Linked DNA regions of Mus musculus: region 2 is linked to region 1. A link is a contact called in ENCODE Hi-C or POLR2A ChIA-PET data. All regions are on one chromosome and are shown on one strand. Each heading gives the region's core, a stretch centred on a gene start or an enhancer-like site at or near the end of the contact. The rest is flanking DNA. Distances are from core to core; before and after follow the strand shown.

Region 1 (7,341 bases), core at 1,564-4,063:
TTTTGAATGCTATCCCCGTTCTTAGTTTCCTCTCTGAAAGTCCCCTATCCCCTCCCCCTACCCTGCTCCCCAACCCACCCACTCCTGCTTCCCAGCCCTGGCATTCCCCTGTACTGGGGCATATGATCTTCACAAGACCAAGGACCTCTCCTCCCATTGATGGCCGATTAGGCCATCCTCTGCTACATATGCAGCTAGAAACACAAGTTCTGGGAGTGCTGGTTAGTTCATATTGTTGTTCCTCTTTTGGAAAAATTTAAAACTAACTTTATTTAGATTCTTGCTGCAGAAAGTATAAATAGGTTCACCAACTAATGTCATCAAAATTAAAATAATATTATGCAAATAAATGTATATCAAACTAATGTAAAATATAGTGAGAAAGGAAAAGGAGCTAAAAAAATATGAGGAATATAACATTCTAATTTCTAGGGAAGATTTCATTTCTCAATTTCTGGTTTTAGGATTATTGATGGGGAATCAAATCATTTTGCATCTAAATTTTATAGCAGAAATTTAAAATTGTGGAATAATTCCATGCAAGAAGATGAACATTAAAATAATCTATATTTCACTATGAGAAGAGCAGCAGAGGTGGTGAACTTGTTAGTTACAGCTTAGCCATTCCACTGAGGCTTGTACTGCAAGCCATCATGCTGAACATTAAAAATCCAGCGTTACCAGAAAATGTAAAACAATTTGAAAAATCAATGAAATAACTTAGAAAGAACATAATTTATAATATTTATGTCTTGATTTAAATATTAGGCTCGTCACGTGGTTACAGAAAATGTCTAATTCCCTTGGGGTGTGCACAAACAAAAAGCTTGAAGACCATTTTCTTGGAGGACTGGATTCAATTTTCCAGATGGAGGATTCTGCAGGGAGACTTTGACCTGGTATCAGTTGCCCAGGAATGAACCCAGTAGCTGTCTGCTGAGCACAGTGTGCTCTGCAGAGCTGCCTGGATCCCTGCGACAGACCGTCAGGTAGTCCAGCGGTGAGCCTGGACATCTGGTTGTCTTTCTGCTTGCTCCACTAACATGTACAGTGAGTCAGATGAATTTAGCAAAGGCGACACGAGTGACAAGAATCTTCTCCAGCTTCCCATGCCAAAAAGGGGAACTTCTGTATTTACCAGATAAAGGAAGTAGTTATTTCTTATAAAAGCTAGAAAAGTTTAAGGCAAACAAACTAGAAATAATTTGAATGAAAGCCTGAGTTTAAATAGTCCATGTATATGTAAAATAACTGCAGTTTTTAAAGTCACATATAACCATATTGGTATTAAGGTTTGAAGTTTAGCTTGGTAGTTAAGTTCAGGCCAAAGTTGTCCTTAAAGAGAGATAATTTTAAGACCTAAAGCTTCACTCTTGTAATGTGTAGGACAGCTTTATCCTGAGTAAATGTAAATTTTTTATGATTTATTGAGAAACATTTTTAATAACATCAAAAGTTTATGATCAAAAAACATGAAGTTTAATTATCTCTTCTAATTTTTTTTATAGTTTTTGGCAGGAAAATTTAGAAAGCAGAAAGACAAAATTCCCCCAAGTATTTAAAAACAATTGAACTATAAAAAATTACAAATGTGTGAAACTGCTTTATTTATTTGAATTACCTCTATCAAATTTCTCTCCTCAGAGCTCAGGAAACCCATGAAAGAGGAGGCAGAGAAAGTATAAGAGCCAGAGGGGATGGAGGGTTAAATAAAATGTTTTATTTAACACAATTAAAGCATCTCAGCCCAACTGCAGAGCAGAGATAGTTTTTGGCTTCTACTTTAACACATTAAAGCATATACATTTTATCCTATTCTATCAAGTCTTAATTATATTCCAAAGTGGTTGAACGTCCTGTTTCTACCCATCAGCATTTTATGTTTATTTTAGAACAATTAGGACAAAAATGATTAAATCTAGAACAGCATGTAGATATTTATACTTAGAACTCATCTACAGCAACGACAATCTGGAAATGAATTCCGTAATTGATACACTCCTTCGTAATGTCTTCTTATTCTCTGTAATCACAACACTGCTGCCTGCCACTCATGTATCACTGCTGGCCAGTTTCAGGGAAGCCACATAAACCATAATCATCAGATGAAAACTCACATGGAAATCACTGCCATTTAGAAAACCCCACTTATGTGCTGGTCTAATGTGCAAGAGCACATTAGAGATATTATTATATTGCTTGCAAAGTCAGATACTGAAGAAACTCTTCTGAGTAATTAGGAAAATACATACAAATTGCTTTTTGAAAACTGAAGAACATTTCAAATACAATCAATTTAAAGAAAAAAAAAGGCTAATGAGATGGCTCAATTAATAAAGCATTTACTATACAACCTGATGCCCTGAGTTTGAGCCTAAGAACCCAAGGTGGAAGGAAATAACCAATTCCCACAAGTCGTCCTCTGACCACTGTATGTTCTCAATCTCTCTCTCTCTCTCTCTCTCTCTCTCTCTCTCTCTCTCTCTCTCTCTCTCTCACACACACACACACACACACACACACACACACACACACACAAAGTAATACTGTAAAAGTTATGAACCCCATTGTTTTCTATATATTACTTACCTAAATGAATAAAAGCACTAAAACTGAATTCAGCATTTTCAGTGGGATCACAAAGATGAGATATTCTAATATTCCAAGACTTGTTCCCAGCCATTTTCAAGGGAAATAAATAGGATTGTTTTGTCAAAGACTAAAACTTGCCAGAAAGAATGGATGACTAGGATGATAGATTTGAGATATGGGTGGATACTTCATGATATTCAGGCCATTTGCCTAGGAGAAAGGAAGAGGTGAGTTGTACTTTGCCTTTGTGATAAAATCATGCAGCTATTGATGCTGTTTGATGTGATGATGTGCTTAATTTAGTGTATTTATCTATGGTATTTACAGTAACGTTGTTCCAAGTTGATTAAGGTTTAATCACGAGTGACTAAGCAAGCAGGCATGAAAGAAAGAGTAAGTCATAGCTGTTACTCACGTATGCTCACTCTTCCAATGTTCAGGGAATTAGATTTGCCTGCACAATTTATGACTAATTTGAGACTTTTGTTGGGAAAAGAAATTAATTGGAGATGAAATTAAGAATTGGAAAATGAAGAGAGAGTTATTAAGTTCTTTGCTAAGTTTCCACACAAATCAGTAGACCTGTGTTTCCCAGACTTATCAAGGAGTATTGACGTCTCTGTATACAGACAGTTGGCACAGCACTGGTTAGATTGTAGCTGTGCTCTAATTACTTGTAGATTTTAAAATCCTAGTCCCAGATAGGTAAGAAAGCTCAGAGACCTGGACACCTAATTGGCCCCCTCCTCCATAGCCTACTAGAACAAGAGCTCTTAGCTCCTTGTGCAGCTCGTAGGATCCTCTTTCTGTCTGCCGGTTTAGGCAAGTCTTGTCTTCACCCCACGGCTTGGCAGGCTGTGGGGCAGGAGAACTGAACAAATTAAGCTTTGCAGTGGAATGCTGGCTTTGAGGATGATTGAGAGCTAGCTGAATCATTTAGAGGTTTTTAAAGATGTAAATAATTTACCTAAACACTGTTTAAGTATCACCAATGACAAGTCATAACACTTAGCCTACTTATAGCCAGGGGAAAAAAAACAATATTTCATTTTCAATTTCTGATGTTTCATGTTAGGTGTCAAGCAAAATTTTAGTTAAATGTTACCCACTACGTGGTATAATATCTTGATCTATTTCAAATTTAAAAGCTTGAAAAGTTACCCCAAGTGATTTTCTGAGGACATTGTATAGGAATACTTTCCAGTCACAGTTGGGAGACTGGCATTATGAGTTTCTGTCACAGCTCTTCACTGTACAAACTATTGATGGATACAGATTCACAAATAATGGAAACAGAAATGTCATCTTTTGCAAAACAATAAGATATTAACAGCAATTCATTATGAGAGTTTTACTACACAAGTAACTTACAAGAACAATAGTCACTTTGCAATTTAGGTAGAAAATAAAAATCCCCTAACAATCCTCCCTTCCTTTTCCCCAACCCATTTGTTTTCTTGCTTTCATTAGTTATAAAGCCCACACTCTGTTTTGTCCACACCATATATGTGGATAAGACATTATAATTATTATTGTGGTTTTTCTGTGAATATAAATTCACAGAAATATGAATAAAACAAATATTATTATGATAGTGAGTAAAAATGTCCATGTAAGGATTTTCTTAATATATTTATACATCTATATATAATATATACACATAATATATATATATGTACATATATATAATATATATATTATATATTTCTTCTTTTTATTTAATCTTCCTTTTTACACTCCAGATTTTATTCCCCTCCTGGTCCACCCTCCGACTGTTCCACATCTCATACCTCTTCCCCACCCCCTGTCTCCATGAGGATGTCCCCACCCTCCACCCTCTACCCCACCTGACCTCTAAACTTCCTGGAGCCTCCAGTCTCTTCTCTGTCTGAACACGGACCTGGAGTCCTCTACTGTATGTGTGTTGGGGGCCTCATGTCAGCTGGTGTATGCTGCCTGGTTGGTGGTCCAATGTCAGGTTAATTGAGACTGCTAGTTCTCCTACAGGGTCACTTTCCTTCTCAGCTTCTTACAGTTTTCTTCACAAGTCTGGTTAATTTTACATCTAGCACTGTGTTTAGAAGCAGCTTTGAGTGTGGAATTTTCTTGAGATGTCGCTTTCCCTGATTACCCATTACGGAGTTGAATGTTATAACTGTTTTTTCCTTGTGCTCTTGTCCTGGCTTTACACCCAGTGGTCCTGTGTGAATATTCTGACTATACATTAATGCTCCTATCCAAGTACAGAGCATTATACTCAAAGTAGCACAGAAAATGAAAAGAACCACTTCTTAATGATCAGACTCCATTACTTAGTAAAAAGAAACATGACAAACTGAAAGCTGGTTGGTGTTTCACCCAAAGGTATCAATAATTGGTAAACTTTTTTATTGCATCGTGCTATTTTACTTTTACTTTACAGAACCTCTGTTTTCAGTGTGTGGATAGAATGAATAACCAGTGTTCACACTACATTTTGTGTAATTCAAATATTGTGTATATTCATTACTCAGAGGCAGAATATCTTCCTGTAACGTTACTCTTGGACCTCTGCTCTTACACATGGGGTTAAATTAGAAGAACGATGTGTTATCATGTCAGTCACAGTGAATGCATCCATTTCCTTGTATTCCAGTGGGCATCGTGTCTCTATCTACGTAAATTCAATGTATAAATTTGGAGAGCAATCTGACATAGATGGCTCCCCTTTACAGATGGACACACGGGCACACAAGGAGCCAGAAGGTGTGTGTTTGCATGGATATGCATTTTGGTGAGAAAGGGAACCAGGTGTGATTTCTTATTATTGATTCTAAGTTTGGACAAGATCCTTAAACTTTTTGAGGTTGGGTGCTCTCCTTCCTGAAATGGATGCAATTACCTAGAAGTCCCACAATGGATTTAATGAAAATTATTATTGAATGCTATATAGAAGACACTCAGTTCTTTGTTGTTGTGCATTTTCAAGGTAAACTCAATTAGAGACAGAATGTCCTAAGAGTATGAGCAGATTGACGTGTTGAAAATAGAGCTCTGTTTTTTTTTTTCTTTTCCTTGATTTTCTGCAGGAAAGTTGACCACAGCAGAGAGAAAATAAATGCGTTTACAATAAATATTTACTACGCTCATGAAAAATGGAATTCTAAACGTTATTTAAAGCCAGAACATCTTTAACAAAAAAATCCCTTCAGTTTATTCAGTGAAATAATTTGGCCATGACAATAACTCGTTTCTGACTAGCGCTTTAAACTTTGAAAATAAGAACAAGAAACTTATTGTTAGTAGCAAAATTATTGAAATATTTTGTCTTTTATTCTATCTTTTTAAAAATAGCAACTGCCCTTAAATTTTCTCCTTCTCTCTTCTTTTCCCTTCTCTTTCTTCCCTTTCTCTTACCCACCCCCATATGGAGAGTTGATAGACAGCTATTAACAGATAGATAAATGATAGGCAGGCTGTCTTCTCTGGCTCCTTCAATCATATGGGTTTTCTCTGTCTTATTTTTAGATTGAATTTCTTGGGAATGGGAGAGGTCACTGGCACTGTGTGGCAGAAGAAGGATCTTATTCGGGTTCCACCTTTGAGTGACAATAAGGAACATTTTCTTATTCTCTAGAAGAAGATTTTCCTTTATCCCCCAAATTTCATAATTATTATTCCACTTCATAATTATTACCTGGTCTTGTTTGAGGCTTTTATTTTTTTTAAAAGCATTCAATGTAAACACAACACGTAACAGTGAGTACTCACCAAGATAACAATGCTCAACAAGGAATCAAAGTGGTAACTTGACGAGTACAGATATTTTTGCATGTACGTTAAACTGCGTGGTACATGGTAAGAAGTGTGTTGCTAATAAAAAGCAACTGTTTACAAACACAATATTTTTTTTTCTGGTTTAGATCCATGCAGGCCCCATATTTGCTGCTTCGGTGTCAGTGATCTCCTATGTGTCATGCTTACCAGATTCAGCAGGCCATGATTTCCTGGTCTCCTCCATCCCCTCTGACTCTTACAGTCTTCTACGCCCTCTACACAGAATTCCCAGAGCTCTGAGGGGAGGGATTTGATGGAGACCTCCAATTTAGACTCTTTCTCCACATAATGTCCTGCTGTGGGTCTCTACATCCATACTCCCATTGGCTGCTAGAGGAGGGAAGCCTCTCTGATGATGACTGGATAAGGCACTGGCCTATGAGTACAGCAGAATAGCATTAGGAATAACCTTATCTATTTATTTATTTATTTATTTATTTAACCAGTAGTGTTTGGTTTTACCCTAGACTTTTGGGCTATCTAGTCTCTGGTTCTTAGTTACCCAAGCAGTCTTGGATTTGGGTTCCTTTTCATGAAGTGGGTCTTCAGTCAAATCAGACATTGGTTGGCTACTCTCACAAGTTTGGGGCCATGATTGCTCTAGCATATTTTTCAGGCAGAACAGATTGTAGGCCAAAGATTTTGTGGCTGAATCTGTGTCCACATTTCATTTTCAGTAGCCTGCAACGTATCTTGCCACACCGAAGAGAGGTCTTCACCACTCTAGTGTGCCCCTCTTTACCTAACCACTCTAAGTCTATGGGTCATAGCATGATTATCACTTACTTAAAAGCTAATATTCACTTATAAGTGAATATATCCTGTATTTGTCATTTAGGGTCTGGGTTACTTCAGCCAGGATGATTTTTTTCTAGTTCTATCCATTTACCTGAAGTTTTTATGGTGTCTTTTTTTTTTTAACAGTTGAGTAAA
Region 2 (7,341 bases), core at 1,739-4,238, 470 kb before region 1:
AAGAAATCAAATTGAAATTAGGGTCAGGAAATAGCTCTCTGAGAAAGTAATAATTATCCTGAAAGAAAGAATAGGAAGCAGACAGGTGACCGAACACTGATGTCACAATGGAGCCCCGTGGGGGGTCTGAAAAGGGAATGGACGTGAATCTAGCGAGCAAGGCCAAGTGTGGCTTGAGAAGAATCTGGAGACACAGGTAGAGAGGTGCTTAGCCAAGTCCTCGAGGCCATGTTAAAGTGTTTGGGGCTTGTGTTAAATGCAGCAAGAACCTCAACCAAATGTATGCCAAGTGCAAAGCAAACAGAAACCAGCTTTCCTGGCACACATTCTCGAACCTACGGCTGCCATGGATTTTACCACAAAACAAAGTACCATATTACAAACTGCCTGTTCAGAATTAATTCTTTTGTGAGTTACTCCGATCATAAAGAACAGGGATCCAGGCTGGATATGAAATGCAAAAGAGAATCTTAGCTATGCAACTCAGTGGGGATGGATCAGGGTGCTACTCACAGAGTTCTGTTTGAGGTAGTGAACACTTCTGTCCAGAAGGCAAGCACAGGGACGGTTATACTCCAGGGGGAAGCCACTGAACATGGGCTTTGCACAGTTTAGTGTCTGCTGGACGTTGTCCAGGTTGTCTCCAGTGTTCCTGTCGGCTCCCCAGCTAATTAGAGTCACCTCTATTGACAGATGTGGCAAAGGTCACTGCTCTGGGGACTTGGCTGAGGAGGGAGCATTTCACTGTCCTCGAGTGTGAAGACAAATAAGACATTACCCTAAAAGGTTCAAGCTCAAAGGGAATGCAGAGGTCAAAGATTCCCTGGACGTCTTGCACTCAGGTTCAAAAGCACCAACTGGACTGGATAGCAATAGCTCTGGAACCCAAGCCTGAAGGACTGATTGATTGGGAATAGGCATGGACGTGGTATGACGGGGCAGCCCAAGCCAAGCCAAAGCCAATATACGGTGACAAATATACACCCATCTATACACAAGGAATACACATGCAAAGACGCTTTAAAGATAACTTACCTCATGGGTGAGCCCCATCTGTGCTATCACCAAAGACCCAACATGGCTTCAATGATAGTCCCATCTAATGGTCACACAGATGGCCCTGACGAGCCAAATGGGTCACAGAACAAAACCAAATGTCAGAAATCTGTGAAACAGGGAAAATAGAGAGGAATAAAAGAGATGATGGGGGAGAGGGGTTGTAAAAGGGAGCTGGAGTAACCATAATGCACTGTATAGATTATGTAATTGTCAAAGAACTAACTTATTTAAAAGATACATTCTGTACATACATAAGCTTGTCAAGGGAAAAAAATATGGTTTAAAGATGCAGAGATCCACAGCAAAGCATTACAAGGGACTCAGTGAATCCAAAGGAAAAAGAAGAAGAGGAAAGATTGTAGGAGCCAGAAAGGTCAAGGACACCACCAGAAAACCCACAGAATCAACAAATGAACTCCTAAGGGCTCACTGAGACTGAAGCGGCAGTCAGGGAGCCTGCGTGGGTCTAACCTCTGCATATATGATAGTTATGTAACTTAGTGTTCTTGTAGAACTCCTAACAGAGGAAGTTGGGGCTGTTTCTGAAGCTCTTGCCTGCCTTTGAGACCCTTGTCCTTCGACTGGTTCACCTTGTCCACCCTTAATAGGAGGAGAGGTAGGTACCTAGCCTTACTGAAACTTGATATGCCACGGTTAATTGCTATCCCAGAGAGCCCGTCCATTTTCTGAAGGGAAACTGAGTAGTAGTGGTTGGGGAGGGAGGAGAGACTGGGAAGAGAGAAGAGAGGGAAAATACTGTGGTTGGGATATGAAAGAATAAATTGATTTAAAAAAATAAATAAAAGTATTGTTTAAGAAAATTACATTCTAGATTACATAAAGTGAATTTTAAACGAAATGAATTAACCTTAAATTTTATTTATTTTTACACGAATTGCATCACACTAAATTTTCTCTTATTTGAAAGAGCCGGCATAAAGAGTTACCAACTCAAACCAGGGGTTAGAAAACTATAACCTGGGCTGGTGAGATGGCTCAGTGGGTAAGAGCACCTGACTGCTCTTCCAAAGGTCAGAAGTTCAAATCCCAGCAACCACATGGTGGCTCACAACCATCTTTAACGAGATCTGACTGGAGTGTCTGAGGACAGCTACAGTGTACTTACATATAATAAATAAATAAATAAATCTTTTAAAAAATGTTAAAAAAAAAAAAGAAAAAGAAAAGAAAACTACAGCCTATGGTTAAATCTTGGGCTCAGCCTATTTTTGAAAATCGATTTTTACTGGAAGGTGGAAAATATGAAAACCTCTCAAAAATGATAACTTGTATTCTCCATTAGCTGAATTTTCAGCAATGGACAACTATTGTTTATACATTTATTTTAGAGACATTTATTACTAACACCTTGTAGTCCCAGAAAACAATAAGAGCAATGTACAGCGTAGTCAATCATTATAAAGCAGGGGGGAAAAAAGACTCTTTCTATTACCATAGAGTTCTTATGTCTGAGTCTCTCTCAAAATGACTCTCAGCTTATCAGTTTAGTTGACCCAGTTGTGGCCACTCTGCAGCCCTTAGAGCTTTCCTTGTGTGGCACAGTGTGTTCCTTACAAGGAATTAAGCCGAGAGAATTCGGTCTAACGGCAGTAAAAGGCAGAAGTGAGAATTTAGCTGACTCTACCACCACGCCGTTTTATCTTGAAGCTTCTGGGAAACTTTAGTTGCTTTGTGAAGGTGTTGTGGAAAAAGAGACAAGTTGCCTCCGGGGTTGCTAACTTCGCCGATTTTCTTTCCGTTTGAAGAACACAACCAACAAACCGCCACTAGGTGTCCTCAACACCAAACTAATCCTCACTTCGGCACTTTCAGAGGCGAACTCGCAGGGACACGGGACTCAGGAGTTCCCCCCGAGGGACAGATCAAAACCCCGTGCACTCAGCACGGCTCTCTGAGTGAAAAGAAGTTCCCGGCAACAGCATCCGAAACTTCGGATCTCAGCTTTTAGTACGGAAAGGCCGGATGGTGGGGTGGAGACCCTCCTACGCTGAACGGGAACAAGAGAGGCCAATTTGAAGCCGCCCTGCCTCGCAGCAACTTCAAATGCGCAGAGAATATGCATTGGGTTCTAACTGCTTTTGTTTTTTGTTTTTAATTTATTTTTTATTATGCTTTTGTTTTCTTTACGGCGTTTGCAAATAAGAAGCCATTGTTCGGCTAAGCCTGTTCATTCGTTTTTTCACGAGAAGACAGTAATATTACTGAGTCCGCAGTCAGAGTCGCCAACTCCATCCCGATTCTCATCCATCCGGACGCTCCTCTGCTTGTCTTTTCCAGTTCTCCCCTCCCTCGCCCCCCATCTTTCCCTCCTCTATTTCTTCTCAACGGTATCTAAATCTACCACCTTTACACACATAGTGCGCTTTCCTGGTTAAAATATGAATATTTACATATTCAGTGGAAATAGGATTTCTTGACTTTGAAAAGTCAATAAAAGGGGAAAGAAAAGGAAGAGGTGCTAGAGATGGCTCAGTTGTTGCGTGCTTACTGCTCTGCAGAGGATCCGGGTCCTGTTTCCAGCACCCACATGGCAGATCACCACTACCTGTAACTCTACTTCCAGGAGAACAAAGGACCTCATCTGTCCTCCATGGGCTCTTGAACATATGCATACACTCAGGCACGTATACATAAAATAACTAAATATTTAAAAATGAATAGGAGGAGGAAAGGGGTGGGGGTGAGAAAGCAAGCAGGTAACTGCCCAAATCGACCCAAAAGTTATGGACCATAAGGTCACATGGTGGGAACCGGTGGGAACCGGGAGCTGCAGAAGGCATTTCCCTTCATCTTTCCTGCCTCCACTCCGGATTCTTTATCATGTTCCAGGAATTTCTAATCTCACCACAGCCAGATGACTCACAGCGGCTGACTGGCTGTCTAGGCTTCTACCTAACACCTGTAAAGATAAACCCTGGTTAAAACAGCACTCATTGCAGGGTGGCCTTTGCAGATGGCCAGGGGGATTTTCAGAGTTGAGTTCAATTTTTCCCCTCAAAGGCTCACAGACCTTGATCTTAATTTCAGACATATTTGTGTCTGACAGCCAGAGGCTAGCTACACACCAGGAATAACCTCCCATGGACCAGACCTGCTGCTTGGGGAGAGGAACACAGGAGTACAGCAATCCTTATTTGGGACCACAAAGGGTTTTGGTTTGCAAGCTACTCAGACCAACCTTCTTCGTACTCACTTCACTGCCCCAGGCTGCCTTTTAGGGGCGTGTCATTTTCTCTCTGATCAATTGAGAGGTTCTTTCTAACTAACGTCTCTCCATGCGAGGCATACAGAAACAGTGGGCCATACGGTCAGATTCAAAATATAAATGTTAAATAGTGTCCTTCCAGGCAAGTGATAAAGAAAATAATCAAGGAGCCATATTTCTGAAGGCTTATATAGGAATAAATCCTTATATAGAGAGATAAATCATACATAAGCAGATAATTATAGGTCAACTCTTATTTATAAGACAATACTTAACATTGAGCTTTTAAAATACCCTTAATCCCTTCCAGGAGTTCTATAAGCATTAGTTAATTTAATGTTTTCAACAAGCTCATAAGGTACATATAATTATAAAACTGATGACCATGGAGGTATAGATTTTTCTTTAAAAATATATATGTATGTATATATACATATTTTTTTCTGTTATAATTAGAACATGGCTCTGAACATGCCAGAGAGCCTGGAAGATCTGTGAATTGAAAAAAAAAAAAAAACTAAAGGAGAACTTGTGTGCGTGTGTGTGTGTGTGTGTGTGTGCGCGCACGCTTGTACACAGGTGACTAAAGTATTTGTATGCTTCTGTGTGGAGGCCAGAGGACACCCTCAGGTCATGCACCTGAGGTACATTTCTCAGGTACCACCCACATTTTCCACCTTTTTAAAAACATAAACAAAGTCTCTCACTGGCCTTGTCAAGGAAGCGAGGCTGAGTCCTAGGAATCTATCTAGACTGTCTCCAACCCCCATCCCCAAGTTTATTTTTAAGTGAGTTCTGGGAGTTCATGCAAGACCTGGTGCTGGCAAAGTGGGAACTTTACAGATTGAGTTCTTCCCTCAACCGTGATTCAAATTCAAAACTGGAAATTAAACCCTTGAAAATAATTCTGAAGTTAAAAATTACCAGTCTGTGTCCAAATAAACAGGCTTGTTGATATCTCTGTGTGTCTATCTCTCCCTTCCTTCCTTTCATTCCATCTTTCTATTTCAGAAGATTATACTTGTTCTATTCCAGTACGTTTCATTTCCTGGTCTTTCTAAAGCACAATGCTAGAAGGCAGAGACTCAAGAATTTAAAGGCATTTCCTGGGCTAGACTGACCTACTGCTGGAACTAGTCATGCCAGTACCAGGGAAGCCAAGCGTGGATATTTAACATCTAGAAACTGGACTGGCCACGTACGAATCCCAGGGAGACTGTGTGAAACGCCAATGGAAGAGCAGAAAACTGGCTCTCAGAGATTGTCTGAAATGCTGTTTTATTCTCGAGGGACTGTGACTTGGATGCCCCTCAGAGTATGAACCAGGGTCACCTGCTAATCAGAGATGCATTAACCATCAGCCATGAGATAGAAAAGAATTTGGGCATGAGTATAAATCATACTTAGTACCTCATCATAAAAGTGAAAGATTTCATCAGTCTCACAAAATAGATGTGCACCATGGATTAGAGCTAAATCAATTAGTCCTCTTGACAAACAGTTCAGAAAACATGGGTTTACTTCATCAGGGTCCTGATTGGTGTCTACAATCTCCTCCTATAATAAGAGGTTGTTTCCCAGAGTGCATTGTGAGTGCCTTCTTCCCCAGCTGGGCTCTAACTTCCCCAAAGGTGAGGTTCTTCTCCAATTGCTGGTTGACGTGACTTGCTAGGATGCATCTGATGGTCAATATCTGTTAAATGACTAAGACACACTCATCCAACACAGTGGGAAATGGCGTTAATTTTGTCTGGGAACTTCTCAGTACCACAAGTTCAGAGGCCGTAAGAGCCAGAGCCAGTTCTCTGCCCTTGGCCACCTGGTTTCTACTACCTGAGATAGGCTTCTTTATTCAGCTTGGCGCACCACTGCCCAGGAAAGATGGGGAAGTTCTTTCAGTTTTTCTTCATAAGCTTCTGAATCATTTGGACAGATTTTTCACACACACACACACACACACACACACACACACACACACACACACACATGTTCCATCAATACCTTGGTTAGCAATATTTTAAATATACATTTACACATTACACATGCATATGGATCCAAAAGTGAACACATTTTACCATTCTCTTCTCATTCCTGAGAATGATATTCCTCTTTATCTTCTTAACTTTTTTCTCAAGATTCAGTAAAAGTTTGTAACTTTCTTCATAATTATATATTTAAGCTGATTTCTAACATGCTTTGTTTTTGAAGTTGCTGTTCAATGTGGGATATCTCTGCCCTCATTCTCTCTCTCTCTCTCTCTCTCTCTCTCTCTCTCTCTCTCTCTCTCAGTTTAACTGGATGCTCTGTCAGTCAACTTAGGTCTCCCTCTATTCCCTTCTTTTCTACGTTTTGGTATAGAGCAACCAGCTGAACGCTGCTTGTTTTCTGTGCATTTTCACCCTTAATGTTTTAGGGTTTTTTAAATTTTACCTTGGGAATCACAGTGTTGGCAATTACTTACCTTATCTTCTTTTCCTCCCCTTAGCTGTTTTAGGTTTCACTTCTTATTACTACCAAGAGAATGAACTTCTCTTAATTAAATTATTATTAGAGAAGACATTTAGAAATGAAACAGAATACGGACACAAAATTGTGAAGGCACCGCCTCTCTGTTGGGGCACCGCCAGCTGGAGATTTAGGGATTAACTATTCTGAATGCTGGCATTATTGAGGAAAAAGTAAAAATCGTAAGTTTCCTTGTTACTCAGTGAACTTCTGCTCATATTAAGTTAGAACCAAAGCAAAGAAGAAAAGTGAAATAATAAATGTGAACAAAAATCAGTGATTAAAACAACAAAAAAAAATCTATCCATGGCCATCATAATTTAGGACACATTACTTCAGATACATGTGCATTCGTAGGCCTGTATCCCAGCGCGAGCACCCAGAAGCTGAGCTGGGGAGAATGCCAGCTTAAGACCCTCTGGCATACATAGTAAGACTCTTGTCTCAGAAAAGCAAGGGCTGGGCTCCTAGCTTAGTAGAAGGACACTTGCTTATCACGCTTAAGGTCCTGAGTTCAAGGCTGAGTACCCAGCACTTCGTGAAGAGAAGAA

Evidence for each region. Hi-C counts contacts between places; a loop is a spot of excess contacts on that map. ChIA-PET counts read pairs that join two places held with the same protein, here RNA polymerase II (POLR2A).
Region 2: a map of Patski shows a loop between it and region 1 (4-fold over the local background). The contact joins the enhancer-like site here to the promoter of Wincr1 in region 1. A Hi-C loop is called at or near these places in 1 of 37 maps with a recorded cell type or tissue (Patski). POLR2A ChIA-PET finds 5 or more read pairs at or near these places in 1 of 5 experiments (Patski).

What each region holds. Positions count from the first base shown.
Region 1 is chr4:89,045,779-89,053,119 of GRCm38, reverse strand. Wincr1 (WNT induced non-coding RNA 1) reads right to left here and starts at 2,813. Exons shown (of 3, transcript NR_033533.1): 1 at 2,590-2,813.
Region 2 is chr4:89,520,398-89,527,738 of GRCm38, reverse strand. No RefSeq gene overlaps it. Among named protein-coding and RNA genes, the nearest start is that of Dmrta1, 160 kb to the left of the region's middle. Within about 2 kb of position 2,988, at least 1 of the 3 ENCODE cell types and tissues checked has a DNase peak (open chromatin) inside an H3K27ac peak, as active enhancers do.